3 separate regions of the Mus musculus genome follow, and all the other regions are linked to region 2. Evidence: chromatin loops called from intact Hi-C (ENCODE). Cell type or tissue: gastrocnemius. All regions are shown on one strand. Links, peaks and the distances in the headings refer to the core of each region. The heading gives the core; the rest is flanking DNA.

Region 1 (9,850 bases), core at 838-8,837, 350 kb after region 2:
CCCATGTGTATATGTGTGTGTGCTCACATACACACAGACTTGTGAATACCCAGGAAGGTGTGTCCTTCATCCCAAAAGGGCATCACTTGTACCCAATTCAAGACTACAAGAAGAAAGTGACAGCATCCCCAAGGTCTGCCTCTGCTTCCATCTGTGAAGGTTTGGATTCAAAATGCCTCCCACAGGCTCATGTTATAACCACTGGGTCCATAGCTTTGTATGTTTTGAAGCCTGTGGCTTTCAGGAGGGCCCTGGCAGGAGAAATGGGTCACTAGGGCAGACCTTTGAGTTTATATCCATTTCTGGTTCTGCTCCTAGTCCACCACTGTGGGAGGAGTCTATATGATGCTCCTGTTACCATGACTACCACATGCCTCCCCTATAATGGTGGGCTGAAATCTCTGAGACTATGCACCAAGATAAAGTCTTCCTCTCTCAAATTGTTTCTGTCAAGTATTCAAGCCACAGCAATGAGAAAGTGCCTAATGCATTACCTCACTTGGGAGTTGAAGAAGGTTCCAGAAGCTTTGTGTGGTAGACCACATCTATGGCCTTAGCAGAGAGCCAGAAGCTGGGCGATTGCCAATGTGAGGCCAGCTTCGTATAAAAATAAGACTCTGGAGCCTCAGGAACTAGCTTAATGAGCTCAATGTTTGTTGGTGCAAGTGTAAGGACTTTCTGCTCACAAGTATCTAAGTAAAAAACTCCAGACCTGGCAGTGCTGGGGATATAGGATCCCATGTGCTCACTGTCAGCCAGTATAGCTGAAGGGATAAATGAGAGCCCCACCCCACCCCCAGTGAATAAGGTGGCCAGCAATAGAGGAAGATTTGTCAACCTTGGGTCCCCACCCACATAGGCACACATACAAACACATAGGCACACACACACACACACACACACACACACACACACACGCATGCATGCACAAACATAGACCTGAAAAAAATAAGGTAGAGAATGGTTAGGGAAAACACCACATGCATGCTCATACCCACACACATGCACACATGTGCTTGCATGCACACCACATGCAGATATACATAAATATATACACATAGACCTGAAACAAAATTAGGTAGAGGGTAGTTAAGGGAAACACCACATGCATGCTCACTCATACACACAGACACGTGCAGATACACATAAATGCACACATGTAGACCTGAAAAAAAATTAGGTAGAAGACAGTTAAGGAAACACTACATGTATGCTCACACACAAGTGTATTCACTATACATGCATGCACTCACACGGTGACAGTTCCAGGAAACACTTGGCCTCTAGGCTCTCCCTCCCAGAAGCCTTTGTTGGTTTCCTTGCTTGAAGGTGATGTGGGGCACAGCCTCAGATTGGGCACCAAGAGAGTAACACTGAAGTCAAGAAACTGGATCACTCAGAGAAATCCACTGTATGGGTCAGTGACAACCTGGATATCCCCTCACCAGCTTAATATGGCCATTGGCCTCAGCTCAGTTCACAGGGGGAGTGTTGGCCCGCCAGAACCACCCCTTCCCTTCTCAGCCAGGAATTGGTCAGGTGTGGCTGGGCACAGTGCCCCAACATGCTGCCCATCACTTTGGCTCTCTGTTTGTGTGAGGGACAACTGTTTTTCTAATTGTGACTGGCTTTCAGCAAAGTTTCAGAGTGTGATTGTCCACTCTAGGACCCAGGAACAGAGTCCCTGACATCTCAGTGGACAGGTAAAATCAGAAGTAGATGATCTCTCAACAGAATATTGGCCTTTTCAACCAACTTCCAATCAGCACACCAAGTGATTGAAGCCCTCTTTGTCTGCCCTCTTTGGTGGGCAGAGGGAAACATTCTAGAACTTGGCCAACATAATGATTTGGGTATAAAGTGTCCCTCCTAAAGGCTTGTTATGGCTTGAATGTGGAATGTCCTTCACAGGCACAGGTGTTCAAACACTTGGCCACCATCTGGAGAATGCTGAGGGATCTTTAGGGCACATAGCCTAAATGGCGAATATAGGACTACAGGGCCTGGCTAGAGAGCTATACCCAGTCTTGATTTGGGCCTAAGATCTCTGGTTTCTTTTCCTTTTCCTTCTTTCTTTTTCTAAAAAGATTTATCTATTTTTTATTTATATGAGTACACTGTAGCTGTCTCCAGACACACAGCAGATGAGAGCATCAGACCCCATTATAGATGGTTATGAGTCACCACATGGTTAGTGGGAATTGAACTCCGGACCTCTGGAAGAGCAGTCAGTGCTCTTAATCGCTGAGCCATCTCTCCAGCCCAGATCTCTGGTTTCTTATTGACTGAGATATAATAAACCATTTTCCAACCAGAGAGAGGCAGAAGCCAAGCCATCCTGCCTCACGCACCATGGAACTGTGAGACAAAAGTCAATCCTTCTTCTATATGGCTTCTGTCTTAGATTTTTGTCTCAACAACAATACAAGTATCGGTACAAGGTTTGTGTGTTAGAGGCTTGGTCCCCTGCTTTTGGCCCTATCTAGCAAATTCTGAAAACTTTAAAGGGTGAGATCTAGCTTAAAGAAGAGGGTCACTGGAGATAGCATCTGCTTTGAAAGCATCTGCTCCCAGGCCCTGTCCCATCTTGCTTTCTTTTGTTTTTGTTTTTGTTTTTGTTTTTGTTTTCTGAAACAGGGTTTCTCTGTGTAGCCTTGGCTGTCCTGGAACTCACTCTGTAGACCAGGCTGGCCTCGAACTCAGAGATCCGCCTGCCTCTGCCTCCCAAGTGCAGGGATTAAAGGCATGTGCCACCACGTCCGGCCCCATCTTGCTTTCTTTTTTTTTTTTTTTTTTTTTTTTTGGTTTTCCGAGACAGGGTTTCTCTGTGTAGCCCTGGTTGTCCTGGAACTCACTCTGTAGACCAGGCTGGTCTCGAACTCGGAAATCCGCCTGCCTCTGCCTCCCAAGTGCTGGGATTAAAGGCGTGCGCCACCACGCCCGGCCCCATCTTGCTTTCTTAGTTTTCTGGTCAGCTGTGAAGTAAACGACTTCTCCTACCGCATGCTTCAACCACCATGATGTTCTCTGTCCAAGCACCTGAGGCCAGGCAACCATGGACGGATCCCTCTAAAACTGTGACCCTAAACAAATCTTTCCTCTTTTTTTTTTTAACAAAAGATTTATTTATTTTAATTTTCTGTGTATGGGTGTTAGCTGCATGTATGTCTATATGTGTAAAATGCCCACAGAGGCTAGAAGAGGGCACTGGTGTCTCTGGAACTGGAGTTATTAGTTGTCATGTTGTGCTGAGAATTGAACCAGGTCCTCTGGGAGAGCAGCAAGTCTTTCCAGCCCCCAGTATTATTATGCCTGCAGGCCAGAAGAGGGCACCAGATCTCATTATAGATAGTTTTGAGCTTGAACTCAGGACCTCTGGAAAAGCAGCCAGTGCTTTTAACCACAGAGCCATCTCTCCAGCCCAGTATTTCTTCTTTTAATTGATGTATATCAGACATTTTGTCATAGCAACCAGAAAAGTAATGAACCCAGCCAACAGCATACAGATCTCTCTGCGTCCGTCTTCCCCAAATCACCAATCAGCACTTGCCCATCCCTTGGCTCTGCTAGCACTTTTAGGGAACACCAGGGTGAGCCAGAAATGGACATCGTCCCTGTGACAATACCAAGAAGGCCAAAGCTACGCCGTGAATATCCAGGCAGGAGAACCTCCCAGGGGTGAAGAAATGCCTTTCTTCCACGGGCCTGGTGTGTGCAAGTATTATCATATACAAGTATGGAGCAGGATGTGGTGACAGGCATGGAGAGAGGCTGGACAGGAGCTTTCAAGGGGTGCTTTGTGGGCTAATGACAGGGCCAGGTGGAGGTGGCCCCGGGGGGGGGGGGAAGGGGGGTCCTGACTATTGGGTTAGGCAGGTATGTGGTACTTCCGTGCTTCTATTGTTTAACAAACGCTTCTCTCTCCTCTGTTGCTTTCCAGGTATAAAGTTCAGCATCAGGCCCCAGCAACCCCAGCATGTAAGTTCCAAGAATCCCATAAATCACAGATGCGAGGGGGGTGTGTTTGGAGAGGGTGAAAAGGACAATTCAGAGCTTATGGAGGATCCATTCATAGGAAGAAAAATGTGTTGGGTCCTTTTCAGGAGCCTTGGGAACAAAACCTGGGGCTTTGGCTTCATGAGTTTTCCTTCTCTGTTAGATGACTCCTTTGGACTGTACTAACAGACACAGTAAATCTGTGCCTGCTGCTTGCAGGCCACTAGCAGTGCCCCACCCCGTCCCACGATCGCGTCTAGCCAAGGTTCCTGGGGGGACTGCTCCACCTTGTGGTAGAAATTATATTTGCCGTTCAGGTCCCACATTTCTGCCATACTGTATGGACCCTAGCCACTTCTCTTCTTGTCCTAGGATAGCCACTTGAGGATATCCACAGAAAAGGGCACACGAGATTCACCCAGCGGGTCGCCAAGAGGCCTCCAGCTGCAAGCGCCTGACCAACCTCGACCTCACCCGAAGGCAGCGGGATCTCCTTTGCGCCTCCGGCAGCGCAGGCGGAGACTGCTCATCAAAAAGATGCCAGCCGCAGGGACTAACCAAGGCAACAACTCGTCCGAAACCTTTATCCAGCCGAGACCCCGCACCATGGACAGTCGTTGGGTCAGCCTGCACCAGACCCAACAGGAGCGCAAGCGTGTGATGCGAGAAGCCTGCGCTAAATACAGGGCCAGCAGCAGCCGCAGAGCTGTCACTCCCCGCCACGTCTCCCGCATCTTCGTGGAGGACCGCCACCGTGTACTGTACTGTGAAGTACCCAAGGCAGGCTGCTCCAACTGGAAGAGGGTGCTCATGGTGCTGGCAGGGTTAGCCTCATCCACGGCAGATATCCAACACAACACCGTCCACTATGGCAGCGCCCTTAAGCGCCTGGATACTTTTGACCGGCAGGGCATAGTGCACCGCCTCAGTACCTACACCAAGATGCTCTTTGTCCGGGAACCCTTTGAGCGGCTGGTCTCTGCTTTCCGAGACAAGTTTGAGCATCCTAACAGCTACTATCATCCTGTCTTTGGCAAGGCTATCCTGGCCCGGTACCGCGCCAACGCCTCGCGGGAGGCACTGCGGACTGGCTCCGGTGTGCAGTTCCCCGAGTTCGTCCAGTACCTGTTGGATGTCCACCGGCCCGTGGGCATGGACATCCACTGGGACCATGTTAGCCGGCTGTGCAGCCCCTGCCTCATCGACTATGACTTTGTGGGCAAGTTCGAGAGCATGGAAGACGATGCCAACTTCTTCCTGCGTCTCATCCATGCGCCCGGGAACCTGACTTTCCCGAGGTTCAAGGACAGGCACTCCGAGGAGGCGCGGACCACATCGAGAATCACCCATCAGTACTTCGCTCAGCTCTCCTCGCTGCAGCGACAGCGAACCTACGACTTCTACTACATGGATTACCTGATGTTCAACTACTCCAAACCTTTCTCGGACCTGTACTGAGGGCGGGGCCTGCTGGTCAGGGGCGGGGTCTGCCGGTCATGCCCACTCACCTGCGCATAGGCGGCCTCCGGGGACTGAGCTCTGAGGATGTGAGGCCTTGTGGCTGTGGCCCTAGGGTGGGCCACAGAGGCCCAGACAATGGACCTTGACCCTTGTCCCACACCCATTTCCTCATTGGGTTGGCTGAGTTTGAGACGGAGCACGACTCGGATGGATGCTTTAAGAACTCAGCTGAGCTATGCTGAGCTATGCTGTCCAGGGAAGCCTGAGACCCAGAAGAGGGCCCCAGCGTCGAGGGATGTCCTACATCCCCTTATCCTTTGCCTTGTACCAAACCACGTGGTTTGCTGCTTTTCTATGACCCAGGGTCATCTGAATAAAGCACATGGTTTTCAGAGCAGTGGTGTCTACTCCAGGCTGTGCTGTGAGCTCATAGGCACCCTGCCCTATGCCTTGGGGAGTCTTAGAAAAAAAATTTTTAATGTATTTTACTATTAATAATACGTGAATATGTGCACATGAGTGCAGGTGTCTGTGAAGGCTGTATGGGGTCAGATTCCCCCCCCCCCCCAAAGCTGGAGTGACAGGCAGCTGTCAACCTCCCTGTAGGAGCTGAACCGCTAGAGCAATCTGAGCTCTTAACCTTAACCGCTGAGCCTGCTTTTGTTTTGGTGAATCAGGATCTTGCTGTGTATTTCCAGCTTGTTTGTTTGAGTTCTTTCTCTTTCCAGACCACCTGTGGGCCCTGCTAAGTCCCTGAGAGAAAAGATAGGTCTGTCCCCACTTAGGGAGTGGAGTCCCTTGGGTCTCACCTTGCAGCAGGTTCTCTGAGGACAGCCAGAACAGGGGCAAGCTCCCTATCAGGTGCCCATTAGGGCTGCACCTGGGCTCTGTAAGGCACTGCACCTGGGGCTCTGCACCTGGGGCTCTGTAAGGCACTGAGCAGCATGGTCAGTTTCTGTAATTCTCACCGTGGGGAGCGACGTCATCCTCAGCTTCCTAGACGTCTATGGTGAGCTGGCTAAAGCTATAGCCAGCACATCCCTGACCCTGAGTGTGACCTCAGCCTTATCTACACACCTAATCAAACACCTCAAGGCTGACAGATTACCCACCCTTGAGGATCTGGCTTTGGGGGAGGGGAAGGCAGAGCTGTCTGTGAAACCTCTCCTTAAGTTGGGTGCCAGAACTGATTCTGAAATTGGCACAAGTCAGAGTGACAACGGAAAGGTCCCAGTGGGAGCTCTGTTGGTGCTTACAGTATGAGTGTGACTGGGGCTGTGTCTACAAGGAGAGGGAAGCACTTTGTATTAGGAGCAGATGTCCGTTTGCCTGTCTCTCCAGGATTGCTGAGAACCTCTGCCTGCCTTCTGGATCCGTCTGTGGGGCAGATATATCCAGGTCGTCCTGGGAGACCACTCCCAAAGCTGATGTTGGGTCTGTAAGGAGAGACAGCACCAGGTCCCCCAGGCAGTAGATGCTACTGGAATCCAGCTGGCCTCATACTGGCTACAGCTAATTCACCTCCATTTTGCCTTTACTGTAGTGGTCTCTGGAATCTTCCAGGATTGGAACAAGTGACTGAAGCTGCCTTCTGTCTTGGAGCCACATTCATCCAGGAGCCCTGAGCAAGGGTGAGGCTGCCCTCTGGTTCCAGCTGGAAGTGACCATCTGATAGGGAAGGACCCAGAGGGATGGGGAGGAGGATCAAGTCACAGCCAGAGGGGTTTAGGAGATTCATGGAAGGCAGATGTCCAGAGGCTCAGAAAGCCAAGAAGGTCACCCTGACTGGAGCCAGAACCAGCTCTAGGCAGACCCATGTGAGAGATGCTAGAGAAGCCTGGAAAGCTAGAAAGCTAACTGTGGCCCAGAAATAGCAGGCGCTAGCGAAACTGAATTCACAACGGAGAAAGTGTCTCTGGTTGTGGGTACATTTGGCAGAGCTTGGGGCAGAGTGTCTAGGAGCTTCTGCTCAGCCAAAGGACACCTAGAGGCCCATCTGGGCAGCCTGTACTGCCACTTGGTCTGCTGCAGCTCATTGCCCTGGGCTACTGCCAGAGAGGGGGTGGGGGGCAGTCAGGGAGGGGAAGAAAGGAAGTGGGGGAGAGAAAGGGAGAGCATGTGGGGATGGGCTAAAAATAAGAAACCCTCGCAAGGTCACTCTTCAGTGTCACCCAAGCAGGAGCTAAGCTGGACACACCTACATGCAATGTAGCCATTACCAGTTTTAAGGGAGGAGGGAACAAGACCCAAGACTCTGACAATTAGCACCACCTTAATGGTCCCCAGGATGGCCATCAACTGAAGGCCATAGGCCCAGCCCTGAGGCCCTGCCTCAAATTCATTGAGGTATATCCAGCCTCACAGCCTTGAGCTAGACTGTGGAACACAGGAAAGAATGTGCATGCAGGGATGTGTCTCTGTCTCTCTGTCTCTCTGTATGTCCTTCTATATGGACATAAATGACTGGATGATGGGTATACGTGTAGGTGGAACTATGGACAAGTCCTCTGTCCCCTTTCCTCTCTGGTAGCACCTTGTATTCATTACTCAGTCCTGTCCCAATTGCTCACCATTCTCCCTGAAAGCAGACCATCTGATCACTAGGAAGGGTCACTGGGGGAAAAAAAATCAAGGTTGGAGAATAGCTGTCCAGTCTCAGGCCCTCTCCTCAAGTGTGATCCATCCCCCAGGGCCCCACTAGGACACACATGTGGGTACACACACACACACACAGATTCCCCACCAGGCCTTTCTTTATCTTTGAATGGCTGACCTTCCCTCGATGTAGAAACCATTGTCAGGATAGAAACAACTGGTATCCAAAGTCCTGGGTCCCTCCCTCAAATACCCTGGGGAGGCATTCAAAATCCAGACAGGTTGACTCAAACCCTGTACCAAGCAGACAGGACAAGCCACTTCTCTTTCTCCAGTGTAGCATAATTGCCGCCAACGGGGACTTTATAGATGCAGAACCACTCATAACCAGCAGGTGGGGCCAAGTCCCTGCTCCTAAACAGAGGCCGGTGCATCCCTAACTGGGCCACCAGGTGGCAGCAACATTCCAGAGTGGGTGACGCTAGCCAGTGCAGAAAGAATTGCCTCTCCCTAAGATGAGATTTCAACCAACCTCCACAGAATCTCTGGGAAGACCCCAGACGCTACTTTCTAACCCACCAGTTCCAAAAGAACCTGCCCGAGTACCAAGCACCCCAGCACCTCAGCTTCTCTCATCCCTCAGATGGGTCCAAGAGCTGGGTTACCAACACCAAGCAAGGCAATGGTTTCCACTGTCCATCCGAGAGATACCAGGTATTCTCTGACCTCACTGGAAACGCACATGCACACGCGTGTACACACACATACACACCCGTGCTCACATTGCATACACACCTTCATGAGCATCACCTCTTCTGGTATTTTAAATAAATGGGAAAGCCCAGTAGGCCCCTCAAAAGTAGGTATTTTCTGTTGGGTCCTGTTCTCCTTCCAAGCAATGGTGTTCTCCAATGCCCACCCTATGTCTCTGTCTCTTCCTCCAAGACATCGCCAAAGCACAGTCCTTAGGCTAATCTATCAACAAAACATAAAATTAAAAGATTTAAGCGGGGTGGTGGTGGCACACGTCTTTAATCCCAGCACTTGGGAGGCAGAGGCAGGTAGATTTCTGAGTTCAAGGCCAGCCTGGTTACAAAGTGAGTTCCAGGACAGCCAGGGCTACACAGAGAATCCCTGTCTCAAAAAACAAAAATAAAATAAAATAAAATAAAATAAAATAAAAGATTTAAAAGGGCATAGGGGTGCACACCATGTAATCTCAACACTCAGAAGGTTGAGGCTTTGAGACTGTGATCCTGAGCTTCAGACAGCCAGCGCTGCATGGCACAATCCTCCCTCAAAAATAAACAAAACAGAGTCGCCCTCCAAGGCTTGCCTCAACCCTGCTCTGTCTTTCCCACCAAAATGCATCCCATGGCCCCACGGCCTCTCCTCCATCTCTTCTTTCTCTAAAAATATCCTCCCACCCCCACCCCCACTCCGACGCCCATCCCCATCCCCATCCCCCCACCCCCTACCCCCCTAAACAGGTTGGCACTGGTTCTTCAGCAGCCTCCAGTGTTCTGAGTCCAGCAGCCTCTCACCTGCCTGTGCATCCCCTGGAGGGCAGAGCTCAGCACCACCCCTATGCTGGCTTCCCAGTTTACACCTCCACCCCTGACCTCTAGCAGCTCTCCCCCCACCCTGCCTTGTCCAGCCACCTGCCCCACATCTGTATCAGCACATCCAGAAGGTGCCTCAGATCACCTACCCTACCTGAGCCTCATCTCTTCCAAGTCCTGCACCCCCCTCCCAGGACTCCCACCTCAGCCCACCACCCCTGCACTCTGTCTTACTT
Region 2 (9,850 bases), core at 1,299-9,298:
TGAAGAGAGGACACCAGGCCGAATACCACTACTGGCACAGGGACAGTGACCGTTAACAGATGGCTAACTCGTGCTTGGTGGTCTCGGGTACGCCCTACCATTCAGCTTACATCTTAAGGAGTGCTGTCTCCCCACATACAGGTAAAAACCAGTCTCAAGGAGTTGCTTCATGACTCAAGGTTATGTCCTCTGAGTGAGGTTAGAGCTTCCTCTGGAGTTCAACTAGATGCCAGGTTCCAAAGCTGGCCTGGACTTTCCTCAAGTGAACTCTGTTTTGGGATAAAAGCAAGGGACATGTTGATGTTCCAATGACCAGTGTGGGTGGAGGGATGTGTATGGAGATGTGACTGGATCAGACATGGGGTCACAAGGGGTTGAACTTCCAGATTCAGTTCTCATCCTTGGCTGGTGGTCAACTCTGTGCCCTTAGGGTGTTTTGGGGATGTCACATCACCTGGAATCTAACTGGCCAAGCATGTGGAATAGATGCAAACAGACTTCAGGATCTGCTTCCTGCGGTGTCTGTCAGTCAAGATGTATGTTCAGTCCCCCCCATCTACCAGCCAGGTCCTCAGCTGGTTCGCCTGGCCCTCACCTGGCTTCATAGTGCTCATGACAGTTCTGCAGCTCCTGAGCACTGCTTCGTAGATGGCCTTCTGGTCCTCTGTGAACTTGCCGTTGGCTGGGAAGGAGCAGGTGATGTCAGAAGCAAAGCAGTAGTACTCGCCACCCATGTCGAACAGGCTGTGGGGACAGGGCACTGTGAGGCAGGTGGGCAGATGTTCAGAGGTGCCAACCCACACACCCCCTTCACTCTTCCTGCTGGGGCCTGGCTGGAGCAGGGAGCTGAGGTCACCTCATCAGATGTGACTGATGGTGGCACATCACTTTAATCCCAGCATCCAGGAGGCAAAGCAGGGGAGGATCCCTGAGTTCACGGCCAGCCTAGTCTGCAGAGCAAGTTCTAGGCACGGGGTGGGGGAAACAACTTTAAGCTCTGCCTGGGCTACAGAGTAAGTTTGAAGCTAGCCTGGAAATTTTGTGAGACCCTCCCCCACAATCTCAGAAAAAAGTAGAAAAAGCACGGGAGATATTGCTTAGTAGTCTGTGCTAGCCAGCCTAGCAGACATGAGATCCTAGGTTCAGCCTCCAGATCCACAGAAGGAAAGAAAGATGGGAAGAGGAGAGTGAGGGAAAGCGCGAGGGAGGGCTGGCTCAGCCCAGGGAAAGCTAAGGAAGAAGCCTGGCCTTGGCAGCCGTCGTCGTGGGGACTCACAGAAGGATGCCTAGGTCTCCAGATTCCCACATGCCAGCTGCCTCCCATATGAACCATCTAGAGCCTCTCTCAAGCTGGGACCTTGCCTGTGCCCAGGATACATTTGCCATATTTGTCAGTGGGTTGAGCTGCACTAGCTTGGGAGGAACCAGCAAGTGGTTGGTGCCTCTGCTCTGCTCTACTGCCTGGTATCATCCTCCCCCTGCTCAGATAGGACACGTGTCTCACCAGTGCCCAGGAGAGGGCCACAGAGGAAGCATCAGAGTAGCCCCTAGTTAGCAATGCTTTCCTGGGGCCTGGATGGAGGGTGCTGGCACATGATCCTCAGGTGGGTGGCTGTGCAGGCTGAGATGGCAAAGAGGTCTTGCAGGAGAGGAAGCAGAGGCCCAGAGGCCCAGAGCCAGTGGAGGTTGGATAATGGTGGGAAACAGCCAGGACTGCTGGGTCAGGAGAATGGAGGTATCACTCTGGACACTGTGTGATGGCTCCTGGTACAGCAGAGCCCATCTAACAGGTCATGGGGCTCAACATTGTGGATAGAGAATCCTACCCTGTGCAGTATCTAGGATAGAGCAAAAGGAGGCATGTAGGTCCAGGCCTGGCTTTCAATACATGGGCCAGTCTCACATGGCAAGGGTCACCTCAGAATGCCAGAGTGACTAAGGCAAAAGGATGTATACACAAGGTGCCCCTTCCCAACCCATCCCCCTTTAGCACTCACAGGCAGGTCATGACATTAATCCCAATGAAGCTGGCTGAGGGTCCATGGCCCAGTCTTCCTGCATCAGTGGAGGCCAGCTCTGCTCAGTGTGCCTGTGCTGGTGGGGTAGTGGTGGGCATATTCAGCTGCAGCCACACACATGCTGGCCAGTCTGAGCCCAGGGCATATCTGGCTTCCTTTATGAGAGCCTCTCACCCAAATCCCACTCTAATGGTAACCACAAACATTCCAGAAGCTGCCTGTGCGCTAGTATTGAGAGACAGAGCAAGGGAGTGGGGTGGGTCCTTTGTCCTGCATGTAGAGCCTGGATTCCAGCCACACGGCTTGCCGGACAGCACTGGCTATTGCATGGCAGCTGATTTTAAAGAAAAAACCCTAATGCCCAATATGCTTGGATGCCATACTAGAATCCAAAGTCCTCAATGAAGCACTTCTTAATCTCCTGACTCTTCTGGTTGCAAAACACCATAAACGGGGTCAACAGTACGGAAGGCAAAGCATAGATAATATCTCGGGTGATTCCTGGGGAGCCACCCTCCACCACTCCCCAGCATACTGGGAACTTTGACTGGGTCAAAGTCTGGGGGGGGGGGGGCGACCCTGTGTAGTGTAGATTCAAGGCACCTGGGCCTCACTTCAGGAGGACCCACCCAACTTAGTTACAAGAGGGCCAGGAAACATGAGGCACTGGAGACACACCCAGGCATCTCCTCCCTGGGGTGTACTGTGACCCTCAGGGCCAGAAGCTGCCTGCAGGTTTACTCCTGTGCAGGTGTGCTCAGTCTCAGACCTAGCAAAGCCCTCAGCTGAGGAAGGTGAACATCTTGGTTACCTTGTGTTGACTCGGCCAGCCAACCTTTGGGACCTTATTTCCCCATCTTTGGCATGGGACTGTGTCTCTTGCAAGCTGCAGGTACGTTAGGGCTCTTGGGCAGAGCAGGCTGCAGTGAGATGCATGGGGTCCCAGTCTTGTGTTGCTGGAGGAAACAACACTTGTATGTGGGCTTTTTGGAAGACAATGCTTCATGGTTTGATGGATTCAGAGCATCTGAAAATAAACTGCCTGGACAGACAAGACAGGACAGGCACGTGGGGACACTCATTCCTGGGAGGTGCCACATAAAGGGTGACCTGCAATTGCCCCTGGGAAGAAGAGTCTACTGGTGCTGGTCTAAAGGGAAAACAGAAATGAGCTATTTTTAAAAACCAGGAAGCTCACAAGATGACACGAAATGCTAGAGTCATCTAGAATGTGACAGACAAGATTCTCTGGGGCACGGCAGACTTAACTGAGCTCTCTAAACCGTCCCTAGAACAGAGGTAAGATGGCGACGGGCGCCTGATGTTTTCAGCCGCCGGCCGGGCTTTCGGGAGAAGGAAGTGCACACCCAGCCAGCCAGCTCCGTCCTGCCCGGCGACGCTCGGGCACGGGCTTGAGTCTATTTTTGTGTTCTCAGTTCCCCATATTTTCTGCCTTTTTTTTCCTGTTGTTGTTTATTGTTTTTAAATCCCCCCTCAGTGCTTTTCCATGCATAAGTGATTCCAATTCAAGCCATTTGGAATCCAGGGAAGAAAGCCATCACTTTTATAAATCACCTCCCTCCAGTGTTCTGTCTGTTGCGCCTACCCTTTCCATGCAGTACTATGATAGAGAATTCGGTCACTCTTGGCTCAATCGAGAATGCAAGATCTCCCCTTCCTGACTGTGTAGGGACACCCACCAGGGACACCTCCATCACTAGCCGAGTGGGTCTGTGTGATAATCTGAGACATCTGGGAGATGACATGTCTTCAAGCAATGTGCTGGCGTCTCTTCCCCACATGTGTTCCTATGGCTATGGTTCTGGCCGGGATGAACGTTCTGTCTTATGCTGGCTCTTCATGGGGCAGCTCCAGGCCTGGGCTACCTGCCACCACTGGCCCACCCAGACCCTATCCAGGTCCTGCTTAACTCCCTTAGGCCCTGTGCAGGGACCAGCCAGCTCACAGGCAGCAGGGCTCCAAGGGAAACTCGGCAATGTTTATACAAGGGCCACTTTGTACTCGGCTTGTAGCTTCATTTTAATCTTAGTATGCAGCACGCACTCAGCTGCTTCTCACCCAAGACTGACATCTTACATGCACGTGTGTTAAGCATGCTTGCTTTGTGCAGACTTCTCAGTCTGCATCCCAGGCTGGAGGGAGAGAGGTGGGGTTCTAAACAGCAGAAAATACTCATCTACCCAGTCCTCAGCAGGAGATAGAAAGGAAGGCAGCCAGTCACTTTGTCTCTGCAGCAGTGTATGTGCCCCAGGCTGGCCACAGTGGGCACAGGTCTTTCTGGTTCACAGGTCGGCTGCCCACCTCAAGCTCCCCTCCAGGCCTCTGTGCATGCCAGCCCTCAGGGATGGCTGCTGGTGGTGGTGGGTGGCAGCAATGGCAGCAGCAGCAGAGCCATCCCTCAAATGCTCCCCTTGGTTACAGATAGACCCATGGGGGGAACCTCTTCCTATAGAGCCCCTGCGCCAGGTGCTCCTCAGAGACCAGGTAGGCAGGGATGATCCCCCATGCCAGCAGCATGTCCCTATCCCCAAACCCCCAGTGTAGACTCTGATGAGAACAGTCCAATGCTGGGGTCCCCCTATGTTTGCAGAGAACTAGCACTGCCCTCTAAGAGCTGTCACAGAGATGCAGAGCACTGGTGCCAGGCCAAGACCCACGGAGAGCACCATACTGTGGCCTGGATCAAAGGCAGGCACTCAGCTGCTGCCTGCCTCAGCCCTGTGGGCCTAGGGTTGGGCACCAGGGCAGTAGCTGTAGTGGGTGGGGGAGGGGAAGGAGGAGGCTAGCAGTCATTATCACGCAGACAGCACATGCTTCATTTCACTTTTTGGGTGACCAGTGTCTTGTGATGTCTGTGAGCACTGTCTAGACTAGCACTTTTTAACCATGGGTTGTGACGTCAATGGAGTGGGTGAGGCCACAAAACAGTGACAAACTAAACAGAAGGGACAGAAAGCAGGTGGGAAGGGCTTCTGCTTATGGTAAGGAGGCATATCTACAATATGAGCTCTAGTTTGAAGGCTAACGGTTTTCTGGGATGGGATACTAAAGGCCTTGGCCAACTCATCCAGACAGACAGGGCCTTGTGTTTGCAGAACTCTCTCACCCAAAGGCTGGCTTATTTTCCCCCTAGGAAAAGCTTTGGGAGGGGCCCCCTAGTGGTCACCAAGCATCCCTTTGGAAATAACAAGGCTGGGAAGGGGATAGGAGTTAAGGCTGGCAGCAGGCAGCTAGCCCTGGATGACATTCTCTAAAGTCTACTGGAATACTAGGCACAGAGAAGATGAACCTTGGATTCTCCTCCTCTACCACCACCACCACCACCACCACCACCACCACCACCACCACCACCACCACCACCACCACCACCACCACCACCACCACCACCACCACCACCACCACCACCCCTTTGCTCCCAGCCCTCTGCAGCAGGGGAAGAACCCGGGCACAGATTCACTCTGCCCAGGACCACAATTGGCAGTCTAACCCACAACTAGAACAGGCACAATCATTTTATCCAATGCAGGGCTCAAGAGATGCAGGGTCTTGCTAAAGCCCTTGGTATCTGCAGCCCAGGGCTGAGAATTGGCTCACCTGTGATGGCAATAGCAAGTCAGCCAGGACGACACCCTGGCTCCAGCTGTGACCCAGATGGAGTGACAGCGGTACAGTTCTGGGGGCCCTTAAGTACTGACTATCCTGGGATGAAACTACCCTCATTTCTCTGGGTTTTGATGACCTCTAGACATGGCCGTTACCACAACAGGGAGACTGAGGAGGCCGGAGGCCACAGCAGGGATGGGTAGGGAGGAGGCACTGGCAAACTGCTCAGTGCAGAGCTAGGATAGGCCTGTTCCTAGGTGGACTGCAGGCCCACCCCACACACCCCAGGTTAGCACAACAAAGCACAACCCAGAAAACCTGGCTGTGTCCTGAAGCTACACTGCCCTCTTCTGGCCAGTGCTGGAACGCCCTGTACACCTCAGCCAGGCCTGGAGCACATGTACTCTAATGGGTTTGGAGACAGGGCATAGCACCTCTTATAGGGTGGCAAGCTGCTGAGGAGACATGCCCCACCTGCTTCTCAAATCAGAGCCCCCACTGAGGAGATATCGTCTGCTGTTTGGGGTGAGCTTGCATAGGAGTCAGGAGAAGCAGGTGGGAGAGCCTTGCACAGGAGTGACTCAACCTGGGATGCCCTGCTTCCTGGTGGGTTTAGGCACAGTTGGTATTTTTCCTGCTGGCCAAGGTGAGGCCTTTGTCTGTGGGCTTAAATGCCTACAGTCTGAGGTGGCTGTGGGAGGGCTCAGAGGGGATCTGGGGACGACTCCTTACCCAGAGCCAGTGGGCCATGGCTCCTTCCCTGCTTCTCTAAGCCAGATGTGTTCACACCCACTTGCCTGGAGCTAGATGCAATGTGGAGCATCTTCTGTGGCCTCCCACTCAGGAAGGGCCTCCTGTGATCTTGTCAACACCATCATTATATGAACAAGCTGGAAGCACCAACCAACAAGACTGCCACACTTGGCAAGCTGGGTCATCAAAGCCCTGCCTGCTTGCCTTGAAAAAGAAAACAAAATGCAGTCGATGCTTCATGCAGGGGGTGACCTGACCAGTGGGTTCAGGGGGAACTCCAGGGACACAGCTGGAAGGTGCTCTGGGAGCCAACAGGAAAACTCTGAGAGGTTTAACAGCAGCCACAGGCCATGTACAGGACCCCTGGCTCTGACTGAGCTGACGAGAGGCTCAGACTCTGAAGCCACACACATTCCCATGCCTTCCCTAGATCTACATAGCAGCTGGGCATGGGATCTGGCCCAGAGAAACAGGAAGAGACCTGGGAGCTACTGGCTGGGATGTGGGATGGCCTGAAGCTCTTGGCTGACAAACTTGATCTGCAGCACAGACCAGCCTGAGCAACAGCTAGACCTCACGCGTGATGACTGTGGCCCACAGCTAAGTGGCCTTATCTGACTCTTAGTTCCACCTAAGGTTTACATGAGCACAGTGGTGCATGCCTGTAATCCGAGCACTTGGGAGGCCATGGCGGGGCAGAGGGGGTCCTGGTATAAATTAAGGCCAGCCTGGGCTACAGTGTGAGACTCTAGTTAAACTGTTAAAAAAAAAAAATTGTCCAAATAAGGTAGGCCTGATTTGTGTTGTGCCCTGGCCCAGGGCTGGAAAATGTACTTCAGAGACACGGAGAGCAGGAAGACGTCCAGCCTTCTTGGCTTTGCAGTTCTGCCTCAGCTTTCATGACTCTGAGCCCTTGGAGCCAGGTGATCTAGGAGCCCCCCCCCCCCCCAGACAGATAGAGAACCTGAGGTGGGAGGGAGGAGCCTCTTGGCTCCTGGTGCACTTCTGTGGGTATATCCTGAGAAGCGTGGGTGCACTCACTCCTGGACTGAAAGAGATTGAAGGGGCTGCCACTTAGCACCTCCCCCTCACAGCTCTGAACCAGTTCTGACTTCCCAAAGAGCTCCACTACTGTTAACATAGCTTGCCTGTCAAAAGCTAGGTAGAACCCAGAGTCCATCCCTGTGCTTGGTGCCTAGAACACATGCTCTGTCCCAGGGGGCACTCAACTTTGGGACAGCCTCCAGTTTATACATATATTCTGGTCCCCTACCTTATGATGAAGTATCGTGGCTTTATGTTAGGATAACAGTGTGATTTATTATTTACCAAACGCGCTAGGTGCTTGGCAGATCAATTTCAATAAAACAATGGATTATAAATGCCGCCAGCAATCTGGCAGTAGCAGTAATCAACAAAACATGTTCTAAATGCTGCATAATAAATTGACTATAATAAACTCATAATGATTCCACTGGCTACATTTCAAAGTTAGCACTAGAAAAACAAAATCACCAATTTGAGTTTGGCATGAACGTCCCTGGGTTTCCTCAGATCACTCCTGTCCACAGCTGTATCAGGAGGCGCAGGTGCCACATGCTGCCCTTGAGGGCTGAGGTCACAGCAGCTGGGCCATGTAGAGGCCCACAGTATGTAGGCCCTGGCTGGCCCCTGCCCATCTCTGGGATTCCCAGAGGAATTCCCAGAAATGCAGATAGGGCTGGCCTTCTTACAGGGCAAGAATCCCCTTTTGGACACATAAAGTAGAAAGTGGAGTAGCTGCTTCCTCTGGGGTGTGCTGAACTCAGGAAGAGTCAAATTCATGGCCAAGGTGGGCTCCAACTAGAGCTCCCGGGGTGGGGGGGGGGGGGAGGCAGGGACCTCAGCCTCTGCCCAGGACTGGGTTCTAGCATCTTGTCCTCTGGTCCTAGCCACACAGGCCAGAGCCAGAGAGCATCAGAAAAACTCTTGGAAAAGCAGTGAGAATTTGTGGTACAGGCCAAAATGTCAGCTCCTTAGAGACAGAGGCAGGAGGATTGAAACTTCAAGTCCTGCCTAGAAGACTTATTAAGACTGTCCCAAAATAACAAGTGAGAAGAGGGCTGGCAGTAGGTATGGCTCAACACTAGAGTATTTGCCAAACGTGCTTAAGGCCCCAGGCACCAGGGGGTGCCATGAGGCCTGGGTGAGGTGGAGGAGGTCAGAGAGGGGAAGCTTGGGGCAATCACAGAGCCTGAAAAGACCGGGTGGCCTTGTCAATGCTGAGTCAAATCTGAGGCAGCCAACCCTGTCCCCAATCCCTATGACCACACATGCGCCCAGCACCCTGCTGTGTCTCAGCCACCCCAGCCCCAGCCAGCACCCAGTTGAGCCTGCCACCTGGAGGCAGCTCACACAGCTCTCAGGCCTAAACACAGGCCTACTCCTAGGCTCCGTGCAGACATCTGCTTTTGTGGACTTGTGCTGCTAGGCAAGCCAGGGAGACATACACTGAGGTCCTGTTGTAGTCATGGAGAGGATGGGGTGGCAACGACTGGCAGTCCTCAAAGCTGGTGTCTAGGGTTCTTCAGGTCTCTCTTCCTGGCTCCCATTTGGCTTATTGGCTTGGGACCCAGGAAGAGGTCTTTATCAGTCTGCTTCTCATATACCCTTTCTGCCACTATCATGGGAAGTCCTGACGTTTGTATGTTATCTCCACTCATAGATACGTCAACTAAGGCAAAGAGAGACGAAGTTTTCCTTACAGGAAACTGGGCTTGAACGAGAATATCTTGCTTGTGGGCAGACTGGCCAGTCATGTGCCAGCATGGACCCTGGGATTGAGTACTTATCTCTCTCCTATTTGGTAGTCACTACTCAAAGCATGGATTCTATCTCTGCAGCTTATTAGCTGTCTGTCCGTGCACTGTGCTCTCCCCCTAGGTAGACATGGGCTCCCATGACCTGCAGCAGGGCCAAAGCCACGCAGTGAACAGCTATCACAGGAAGCCAAGGCTGGGAGATGAGTGTAGCAAGTGGCTGAGAAGGAAACTGATGGTTCAGCATCCCCAGCCAACCCAAGAGTAGGCTGTGCCACTGCTAAGGAGCCCAAACTACATCTAAGAACCAGCTAGGCAGGGTGGTTTATGCCTGTAATCCCAGGACCTGGAGGTAGAGGCAGGAGGATTGCTACTTTCTTAGCCAGCTCTAGCTAGACCTTCTATCAATAAAATAAAACAAAACATAAACAGACGTTTAAGAACCAGGCAGGACAGGAGCCCTTCTGGTCAGCTGATGTTCACAGCACATCTGATGGCTAAGGCAAGAGGTTGTATGGCTTGTGAGCAAGCTCCAGACTTCAAGGGCCTTAGCAGCCCGGCGTGGCTTAGCAGCCCGGCATGGCTGGACCCAGTTCTAGTCACTGTCTGGTGGGGATTATGGAGTGACCATTAGGAACAGCTCTATCAGTGAGTAGG
Region 3 (9,850 bases), core at 1,292-9,291, 240 kb before region 2:
GCCCTAGGATCCTAAAGTCCCGCCTCTATCTCCCCGCCCAGCCATTGGCTGTCGGCAACTTTATTTGCCAATCAGAACCAGCTGGGGGTAGGGACCCTCTGGGTCGCCCATGCAGAATTCTCGTGCAATTTTGGGAACTCATACAGCACGTGCTAAACCAAATCCACAACACTGGTCACTTGGCTCCTCTCTCCAAACATGGAGTCTGTCTTTCGGGAAGGGAACAGTAACAGCAGCCTTGGCTCATCTGTGAAGATCAGTCACGGTTTACCCGTCCGTCCCGCCATCCCCGGGATGGAGAGTCACTACATACCGTTCATAGGAGATTTAGAGGCTTCCTTGGGAAGTGTTTCGAAGCTCTGTCTTTACAACTGGCGGAAGTGGGGTCCGGGCACTGGTTCCACCACGCCAGGGAGCTTGTTTGAAATGCAGAGGGCGCTATACTCTGCCGCAGACCTCTCTTGATCCTGGGCGATCACATAGATTCTTCTCCAAGTAGAAACAGTCACACTGATAAAGCAGGTTCAGAAAGTGAACTGCCTTCGCTGTCTCGCCCTGACTGTCCTTTTCCCTCCCTCGTGGCGACTTTCCATCTTCTTACTGTCGTTTCCCCTTTGCTGAGGACACAGGCACACATGATTTTAATTGTGATGGCATTTATCTATTCTTGCTGTTGTCTTTTGGTGTCAGATCTAAGAAACCACCAAGGGAAGAGAGGGGATATTTACACTTTTGCTTTCCTCCGAGTCTTAGAGTTTCAATACTCAACATTTAAGCGCTTTTTAAAAAATATAATTTTAAAAAAGATCTTATTTATTTTATGTATATGAGTACACTGTAGCTGTCTTCAGACACACCAGAAGAGGGCATTGGATCCCATTACAGATGGTTGTGAACCACCATGTGGTTCCTGGGAATTGAACTCGGGACTTCTGGAAGAGCAGTCAGAGCTCCTAACCATTGAGCCATCTCTCCAGCCCAACAGCTTTTGATCCATTTTGACTTTGTTTCTATATGTGGTAGAAGTCTGTTTGTTTTTTTGTGTGTAAATAACTAAATTTCCCAGAAAATGTGCTTCAAAAGCTTATTCTCTCATCTTTGTATGTGTATGTCATGTATACTAGCATTCCTGGAGTGGGGATGTGTGCGTGAATAATTTTTGGGGAGCAGGTTCTCTTTCCACCTCGTGGGTCCTGGTGATGGGGGTCAGACGCACACTGGCTTCATCTCTGGCCTCACTCCCTACCTTGGTGTTTCTTGTTTGTTTGTTTACAACACAAAGTTTCTCTGTGTAGCCCTGGTTTTCCTGGAACTTACTCTGTGAACCAACCAGGCTGGCCTTGAACTCACAGAGATCTGCCTGCCTCTGCCTCCCAAATGCTAAATGCTGGGATTAAAGGCTTGAGCCCCCACAGTACGACCTACCCGGGTGTTTTTATTTGTTTGGTTTTGAGACAAGGTCACTCGCTGGGACCTGGGGCTCACTAGCTCACCAGGTAGGTTGGGTTGGGTGGCCGGCCAGCCCCAGGGGTTCGCTGTCTACCTCTTCAGTGCAGGGGTTCATTACAGGCAGATACCACTGGCACTTGCTGTGGGTTAGGGGAAGTCTGGAATTTAGAGGACAATTTAAGTTGGGGCTCTCCTTTACGATGTGGGTCCTAGGGACTGAACTCAGGTCACTAGTCTTGGCAGTAAACACCTTCACCAGTTGAGCCATCTTACCCACCCCTTCCACAGATTGGTGAATTTTCTTCTTGAATTTTCACAAAGGCTTTAAGAGCAGCTTGACTGCTCAGCCGTTAGGAACACACACTCTTACTCTGGGAGGACCTGGATCCGTTGCCCAGCATGCATGTTGGGTGGCCCACAACCACTTGTAACTCTGCATCCAGTGCCCTCTTCTGGCTGCCCAGTGCACTGACACAGCCACGGCACCCCCACCCCCAACAAATAAAACTTAAAAGCACATGTAAATAGACTGGGTGAGGTGCCACACGCCTTTAATCCCAGCACTCAGGAGGCAGTGGCGGGCAGAGCTCTGTGAATTCCAGGCCAGCCTGGTCTACATGGTATGTTCCAGGATGGCCAGGGCTTTGTAGAAAACTATCTCAAAAAACAAACAAACAAAAAACCCCAAACCAACCAACCAAACAAAAAACAAACAAACAAAAAAACAAACCAAAAGCACATAGAAAAAGATCAGCTTGTCACTTTCTACAATGATTTCATTACCATGGAATTTGATGAGGTAGTGTTGCCCTAGTGGGTCTCTGAGGACCTCTGTCTGCTGTTTCAGCACGATTCCATCCACCCATCTGTGATTATAGGATGCTGGTCTTTTTATGCATGTCTTCAATTTCTTTCAACAGTGTTTCATTTCCAAGGCATACAACTCCCTCCTACCCATCGTTTTTGTGCTGGGATGCTTTCCTTAATTTTTTTTTTCATGTCACATGTTTTTAAACACTGCTTGATTTTTGCACGATGTCCTTGCGCCCAGCGACACTGCTAAACTGGTTGTTGTATCCGTCCTTTTGTTTAGATCCCGTATAAGATTCTGATCGGGCATGACCACATCGTGAGTTCCTGCCACTTTTGTATGAATGACACAAGGTTCCTCAGTAGCTCCTACGACTGCTCCGTGAAGCTGTGGGTAGGTAGCCAGACGACGGTCTGCTAGCACTCAGATGCCGAGTACCGTTAGCCTCTTCTGCTGGAGAACTGTCCAGCACCGAGTTCTTATTTTCTGGGGTTTGCCAAGGCTTCTGGGCAAGTACAAGATAAAGGAGCCCACCCCAGTGTTGAGTCCTCAGAAAAAGCCTCGGAACAGCTAGCTAGCCTGTGGCTCTGGACACATTGGGGGCTCGGGCTTAAGACCACAATGCTGACAGCACCCAGCTTTGGGGAGGGGGTCCTGGTTGTTCCTGGTCTCTACTTGGGAGTCACTGAGCTATGTTATTATTATTATTTTTTTGGTTAAAATTTTATTTCCGATATATTTATTTATGCGTATGGGATTTTGCCTGCATACCGCATGTGTGCAGTTCCTACAGAGGCCACAAGGCGGCAGTAGACTTCTTCCTGGAACTGGAGTTAGAGATGGTTGTGAGCCATCTTGTGGGTGCTGGAAATTGAACCTAGGTCCTCTGGAAGAGCAGCTGGTGCTTTTAGCTGCTGAGCTGTCTCTCCAGTCCCAATCTTAATTTTTCATATTTTTTATTTTTGAGGCAAGGTTGGCTTTGAACTCACAATCCTCCTGCCTCAGCCTTCCACAAACAGGAATTACAGACCTGTGCCATCACACCCTTGGGCAGACTGTTAATTCTCTGGGTCTCCTTTGCATCTGGAAAACTCCGTTTTTATATACTGATCTTGTATCGTACAGTTCTGTTAAACTATTTTTGTCAATCCTGTTTTCATTTTATTTTTATTTGTGTGTGTGTGTGCTCGTGTGCGCTATGTCCATATAGGCTCTTGGAGGCCAGGGAGGGCATTGGGTCATCTGCAACTGGAGTTGCAGACAGTTGCGGGCCTGCCTAATGTGGGTGCTGGGAATTGAAGTCAGGACCCCTGGAAGAGCAGAAAATGCTCTTAACCACTGAGCCACCTCTCCAGTGTCCTGCTTTTTAGACGCCATATAAAATTCTTACTGAACTTAGGCATGACGTGAATTCCTGCCACTTCGGTGATATCCAGGCCTTGGGCATTCACAGAGGACAAATGGGGGCCAGGTCTGAGTTCTGCCCCAGAGAGATGGAGCAGGTCAGTGCCTGACTATGTAGTGGCAGAGAAACCAGGAACAGGGTGTGGTATTCAGGCCAGGCTGCCTCCTCTCTGCTTGTAGGATTTGGTGTTTGTGTCCAGCAGCCCCTGACAGGTGTCTATGGCAGGGCTGACAGAGAGGAGGGAGCAGGAATGGAGGGTGATGTTGGCCAGCAAGGACTTGGCTGAAGATGACCACGGCCTGGGGCCACATGGAGAGGATACTCAGTTCTGAGGCTTTCTGCTGCCTTCTGGTTTGGGTTGAGAAGCGGCAGGGTGGAAGATTGTCAAGGGTGCTTCAGGTCCTGGCATGGGTACTTGGACAGTGTAGAGCCCCTGACCCTACAAATGACCTCAGAGGAGGATCTTGTCATATGTTGGTGCCAAGGCACAGACCGATTAGGTCAGAGGGTTTGGGACTATCCCAGGTCAGCTCAGACCTTGTATTGGAGACCCAATGGCTGTGTGACTCTGGGTGGTTTATCCACCTCTTGAGGTCCCAGAGGACCAGCTGTGTGGTGGGGCTGCTCCAAGCTTTGCCTCGCCCACCTCCAACCCCCCCTGGATCTCCATACTTCCTTCTGCTGCTGCCCTGTGGACACCTGTGCACCCAGAGGCTAGGATCTCACTGCGGGAGTAGGGGGGGGGGCAAGGGGGCGGGGACTCACTTTCTCTGGGATCCATAAGGCCTTTTCCAGCCCTCAGTAGTCACCGGGGGTTCCCGAGCAAGGGGACAGGTAATTGTCACTGTGTGCTGTTCATCTGTTGACCCAACAGAAGTATTCATGGAACTTGTGCATGTCTGGGCTGAAAGGCTGTGTCTGCTTGTTTGTTTGTTTGTTTGTTTTTGCTTGTTTTGTTTTTCTGTTACACACACACACACACACACACACACACACACACACACACACACACACGTATACTGTACACTTAAAGAATTGGAACCATACAGAAATACTGAATCATAAATTTCACCTCCAACCCATTGTCACACTCCCCTGATTTTTCCTTCTGCCTCCTTCAAAATCTCCCTAGTACTCCCTCTGTTGGGGCTATAACTCAGGGCAGAAGACCCGTCTAATACACGCAAGGCCCTTCTAGGCACCAAACTCAATAGGAAAAGAGAGCAAAATTAAAAACTTCCTACAAACCTAATCAAAACCCTTCAAACTGACTTTTCAGGCATTGGCTTTTCCAAAGGCCAAGCTCGAAAACCTGCTCCGAGCCTCTGTCCTTGGTTGCTGTTCCTCATTTTGGCCACATGGGGGCACTATTGAATTTGCAATCGCTTCATTCTCTGCCCAGACTTGGAGGTTGTGTAGCTTACAGTCTCAAGCATGGGGGTGGGGGGGTGGGGTGGGGTGGGGGGGGCAGGTGGGGAGGGGGGTGTGGAGGTGGGGTTGGGAGGTTTGGGGGGGCGTTGTTTTCCGCTAAAGCAGTGGTTCTCAAGCTTCCTAATGCTTAAGACCCTTTACCACTGTTCCTCATGTTGTGGTGACCCATTGCTACTCCATAACTGTAATTTTGCTACCGTTATGAGTTGTGTTTTCCAATGATCTTAGGGTGGCCCCCATGAAAGGGTTGTTAGGACACCCCCCCTCCCAGGGCTCCCGACCCACAGGTTGAGAAACACTGCTCTAGAGGCACTGTGCCAAGCTAGAGAGACTGGATCCTAGTGGTCAGCATCAATCCTTCTTCCTGAGCCCAGGACACCAGCCCGAGGGTGCCCTGCCCTGTTGAATTCCATTTGGGGAACTCCCAGCTGCCCTTATCTTCCACTGAGCTTGGAAAAGGGCCTCCTGGGATTTCCTGAATGTGACTATATGCCCCAGGGGACAGGCGTTGGGAACTGGGTGTGTGGAACTTAGCATTCACAACAGGCCTGGGGCTACCATAAAGGCCACTGGTATGGCTTCAGTCTGGGAACCAGTCTGGTGAGTAGCCCTTTACCATCTTTGGAGATTGTCCCCCATGTAATAAAGGCAGATAATCACACCTTTACAGCCTGTGCAAACTGCCTTCCTGGAATTCAAGTGTGGGCCAGGCAGAGTGTCCATGGAATTGGTCTTGCTTTTTTAAGCTTCCAGGTCCTGGGCTCTGGTACACCTTTCTGGTAGACAACACTTTACGTGGATTGGTGTAGGCTATTGCTGTAAATGGTGAGCCCCAAGCTCTCCAAGAGAAGGTTGGGGAACACCTGGCTTCCTTTGGACTTTGCCCCCAGCACCTTATTATCCAGTTCTTGACTGTCCCTGTCGCCGTAGGGAACTTGAGTGCATGTGTGTTTTGCTTGCATGTTCATGTGTGCACCGTGTGCATGAATGCCTGGTGGCCGCAGAGGCCAGAAGAGGAAGTCAGATCTCCATGGAATCGGAGTCACAGACGGTTGTTATCTGCCATGCGGGTGCTAGAAACGGACCTGGGTCTTGTCTTCAATTATGTTTAAAAAAAAATTGCACTGTGTGTATGTGGAAGTCAGAGGACAACTTTCTGGAGTGGGTTCTCGTCTTCCCACCACGTAGGTCCCAGGGACTGAACCCAGGTCATTAGGCTTGATGGCGAGTGCCATTACCCACCGAGCTATTTCACTGGCCCATATACTTATATAAGGCTTTAACCACATATTTCTGCCAGAGGCACCCCTCAGAGTGCAATCACGGGGTCAAAGGGCATGGAATTAGAAGAAGTTCTTGAGGGCTATTGACAGATCGAAAGAAACCTCTTTGGCCAGTACAAAATGAACAAACAATCACGAGTCCCCTCCCAGTGTGCCCAGGACCCATCTGTGCCTGGGCCACTGTGAGGGGGATTTCCTGGCTGTGGAAGATGCAGTGTCCCTCCTGTTTGGGGATATTGGAAAGCCCGGAACTTTGCTGTAGGCAAGCTAGGAACTACTGCTGAGCAGCATTCATGACTTCCATACAGAAGCCTTGACCACTGTCTCTCCTCTCTCCCATTGATTGGAGGATGCTGAAGATGGAACTGTGATTTGGGACTTTGAGCCACGACCCAAAGCTCCTGTTTTAGAGTGCAGCATCACGGCTGACAACAGAAGGTGAGAAGGTGGTGTCTGGTCTGTGTAACACGGGTTGGGGAAAGTCAGAGTCAGCAGGCAAGCCTGTACACAGGCTTTTGTTTGCTTGTTTAAGAAAATATACAACCACATTCCCCTGTTTAGGCCTCAGTGTTTCCATGCACTTTGAGAATCAAGGAGTCTAACGATGTAACAGCATTCTGAACATTTAAATTGCTTAAAATAGAATGTTTACTGTAGTTAAGAGCATAGTCTGAATTTTCTTTTCTTCTTTCCTTCCTCCTCCTCCTCTCCTCCTCCTCTTTCTTCTTCTTCTTCTTCTTCTTCTTCTTCTTCTTCTTCTTCTTCTTCTTCTTCTTCTTCTTCTTCTTCTTCTTCTTCTTCTTCTTCTTCTTCTTCTTCTTTCTCCTCCTCCCCCTGGCTCTCCTTCCTACCCTCCTTCTCCCCACTCCCTCCTCTGACTCTAGTTTGAGACTGAGACTCAATCTATAGAGCAACCCAGTCTGAAACTCATAAAGCAGCCCAGCTTGCAGCCTCCAGCTTGCAGCAGTCTCAGCTCCTCCAGGGGCTGAGATGACATACGTGACAAGAAACCGCTTGAATTTTCCTCACAAAAATGGTCACACAAAGCCCGTGGTATGGCAGCTGCACCTGATCTCAGCTCACTATTGCCGGGAGAGGAAACGACCACGACCAAAAACAAGTTGGGGAGGAAAGGGTTTATTTGACTTACACTTCCACACCACTGTTCATCACCAAAGGCAGGAGCTCAAGCAGGGCAGGGACCTGGAGGCAGGAGCTGATGCAGAGGCCATGGAGGGGTGCTGCTTACTGGCTTGCTGCCCATAGCTTGCTCAGCCTGCTTTCTTATAGAACTCAGAACCTCCTTATGGAAGCATTTTCTCAACTAAGGTTCGTTCCCTCCTTTCAGTTAACTATGGCTGTGTCAAGCTGACATACCACCCCACCCCCCAAAAAAAGTTCACTGGAGAGATGGCTCAGCAGTTAAGACCTAAGTTCAATCCCCAGCACCTATCAGAGGTGTCTCACATCCTCCTGTAACTCCATCTCCGAGGGACTGAACTCACATACACATACCTATACACAGATACACACGTACACATAATTTAAAATGATAAAAGTAACTTTTAAAATGGATTCCTTGACACTGAGCAGAGACTCCCAAAGAACAATACAAGTTAAAGACAAGTGTGGTGTTCAGGCATCATGGGGACTGTGTGTGTGTGTATACGTATACATATACACACACACATATATATATATATAAATATATATATGGACATTTTTTTGCCATATGCTACATGAGTTAGCATTTTTGTCACTGGGACAAATCCTGAGACAAACAACTTCAGGGAAGAAAGACTTGTCCTGGCTGATGATTCTACAGGTCACACAACCTCTGAGCCATAGCAGAGCATGGTGTCACAGCAGGAGGGTGCAGGGTGGTAAGGGTGCTCGCTTCGAGGCAGCCTGGAAGCAGAGACACAGGAATACTCCAGGGACAAGATCTGACCATCAAAGACATGACCCCAGAGGTTACTCCCTGAACGTAACCCATCCCATGAGAGTTTCCACCACCGATCAACAATGCCATCCAAGTGTGAGTCCATCATTGGTTTAAGCATGAATAGACAGACCCCCAGCAAGCCCCCTCAGCCTCCCTACCAGCTGGAGACTAGGTCTCCAAAACACAGCAGGACATTCATGCACACATCTGAATATAAGAGAACATTTCAGAACACAGCAGGCTGAACAGGAATGTGATCCATCCATCTATCCTTCCATCTATCCTTCCATCTATCCTTCCATCTATCCTTCCATCTATCCTTCCATCTATCCTTCCATCTATCCTTCCATCTATCCTTCCATCTATCTATCTATCTATCTATCTATCTATCTATCTATCTATCTATCTATCTATCTATCTATCTTTCTATCCATTTATCTATCTTTTCTTTTCTTTTAAATATTTTACTTGTTACCTGGGCATGGTGGTGCATGCCTTTAATCCCAGCACTTGGGAGGCAGAGGCAGGTAGGTCTCTGTGAGTTTGAGACCAGCCTGGTCTACAGAGTGAGTCCAGAACAGAGAGAAACCCTGTTTCAAAAAACCAAAACCAAACACATTATCTATGTGTCTATATAGAAAAGAGTTTATGTTTTTGTTTTGCTTGTTTATATTTTATGTGTGCCAGTGTTTGTATATGTACCAGCCTGCATGTTTGTAAGGGAAGTACATGTGTGCACTGCCTGTGGAGGCCAGAAGGGAGTGTTGGAGTTATAGATGTTGTGAGCCTCCATGTGGGTGGTGGGAACTGAACCAGGGTCCTCGGGAAGAGTAACAAGTGCTCTTAACCACTGAGCCATCTCTTTAGCCCCTGAAATCAAATTTTATAACCTTAAATATAGAAGACTATCCCAGAGTGTCTGACAGAAGGATCGATCTTGGTTCTAAGTTATCAAAAGGAGAAAGACTCCTCGTAGGAACCGCAGGCCCTAGCGACGATGGTTAAGATGCAATGTGTGTTTGACTCTTTTGCAGGATAGTGGCGTCATCCTATGATAAAACGGTGAGGGCTTGGGACGTTGAGACAGGTCAGCTTCTGGTACGTATGCCCTGCCCCGGGAGGGTGTCAGGGGACAAGACCATGACAGCCTTGGTGGCTTTGGTGGCTTTGGGCTGGACCTGGGGTTGGGGACAATGATAGAAGCCCCAGGTCTTCCAGGAAGAGCACATTCTCACCTGCAGGGAGAACATATCGGTGGAAAGTAGGTGGTGGGCACGAGAGGCTTCCACTCCTGGCGGGCCAGGGGCTGCTCTCAGAACCACAGGGAGAGGCGGAGAGCAAGTTGGCCAGGCACCCCGGGTTCCCCAGAGAGCCACTTGGACTTGGGACTTGATGAGGCAGGAAGTGGGCTGAGGCCATAGAGCGAAGGCTATGAAGCCGATGAGCCAAAGCCTTTCCCAGTCTCTTGTCTCTGTGTCCCAACAGTACTGGGGTTTCTTCCTTCTGCAGTTCCTTAGCTCAGGGGC

Evidence for each region. A loop is a pair of places that touch in the nucleus more often than their neighbours do. Peaks named below come from ENCODE experiments on the same cell type or tissue, not always from the same donor. Only the 100,000 strongest peaks of a DNase experiment are listed, where the experiment ranks them.
Region 1: a loop joins it to region 2, with 2.2 times the contacts of the local background. A loop is called at or near these places in 11 of 42 quality-filtered maps.
Region 3: a loop joins it to region 2, with 6 times the contacts of the local background. A loop is called at or near these places in 21 of 42 quality-filtered maps.

What each region holds. Positions count from the first base shown.
Region 1 is chr7:34,670,763-34,680,612 of GRCm38, reverse strand. Chst8 (carbohydrate sulfotransferase 8) reads left to right here. Exons shown (of 4, transcript NM_175140.4): 3 at 3,941-3,978; 4 at 4,369-6,145. The coding sequence ends at 5,454. Among named protein-coding and RNA genes, the nearest start is that of Gm12781, 16 kb to the right of the region's middle. In gastrocnemius, for the core only: CTCF peaks have their summits at 3,338 (motif pointing right) and 4,304 (motif pointing left); DNase peaks (open chromatin) are centred at 5,072, 5,477, 7,483, 8,490 and 3 more places; H3K4me3 peaks cover 324 bases.
Region 2 is chr7:35,022,237-35,032,086 of GRCm38, reverse strand. It overlaps Pepd (peptidase D), which reads right to left. Exons shown (of 15, transcript NM_008820.2): 12 at 596-744. Gm35484 (a long non-coding RNA gene) reads left to right here and starts at 2,878. Exons shown (of 2, transcript XR_391248.1): 1 at 2,878-2,910. In gastrocnemius, for the core only: CTCF peaks have their summits at 5,200 (motif pointing left) and 5,995 (motif pointing left); DNase peaks (open chromatin) are centred at 4,647, 5,188 and 5,990; H3K27ac peaks cover 2,675 bases.
Region 3 is chr7:35,260,091-35,269,940 of GRCm38, reverse strand. It overlaps Wdr88 (WD repeat domain 88), which reads left to right. Exons shown (of 11, transcript NM_001370886.1): 2 at 2,543-2,653; 3 at 6,729-6,817; 4 at 9,359-9,422. It also overlaps a transcript of Gpatch1 not described here. Among named protein-coding and RNA genes, the nearest start is that of Wdr88, 11 kb to the left of the region's middle. In gastrocnemius, for the core only: CTCF peaks have their summits at 1,904 (motif pointing left), 3,063 (motif pointing right) and 4,988 (motif pointing right); DNase peaks (open chromatin) are centred at 3,017, 3,978, 5,018 and 5,417.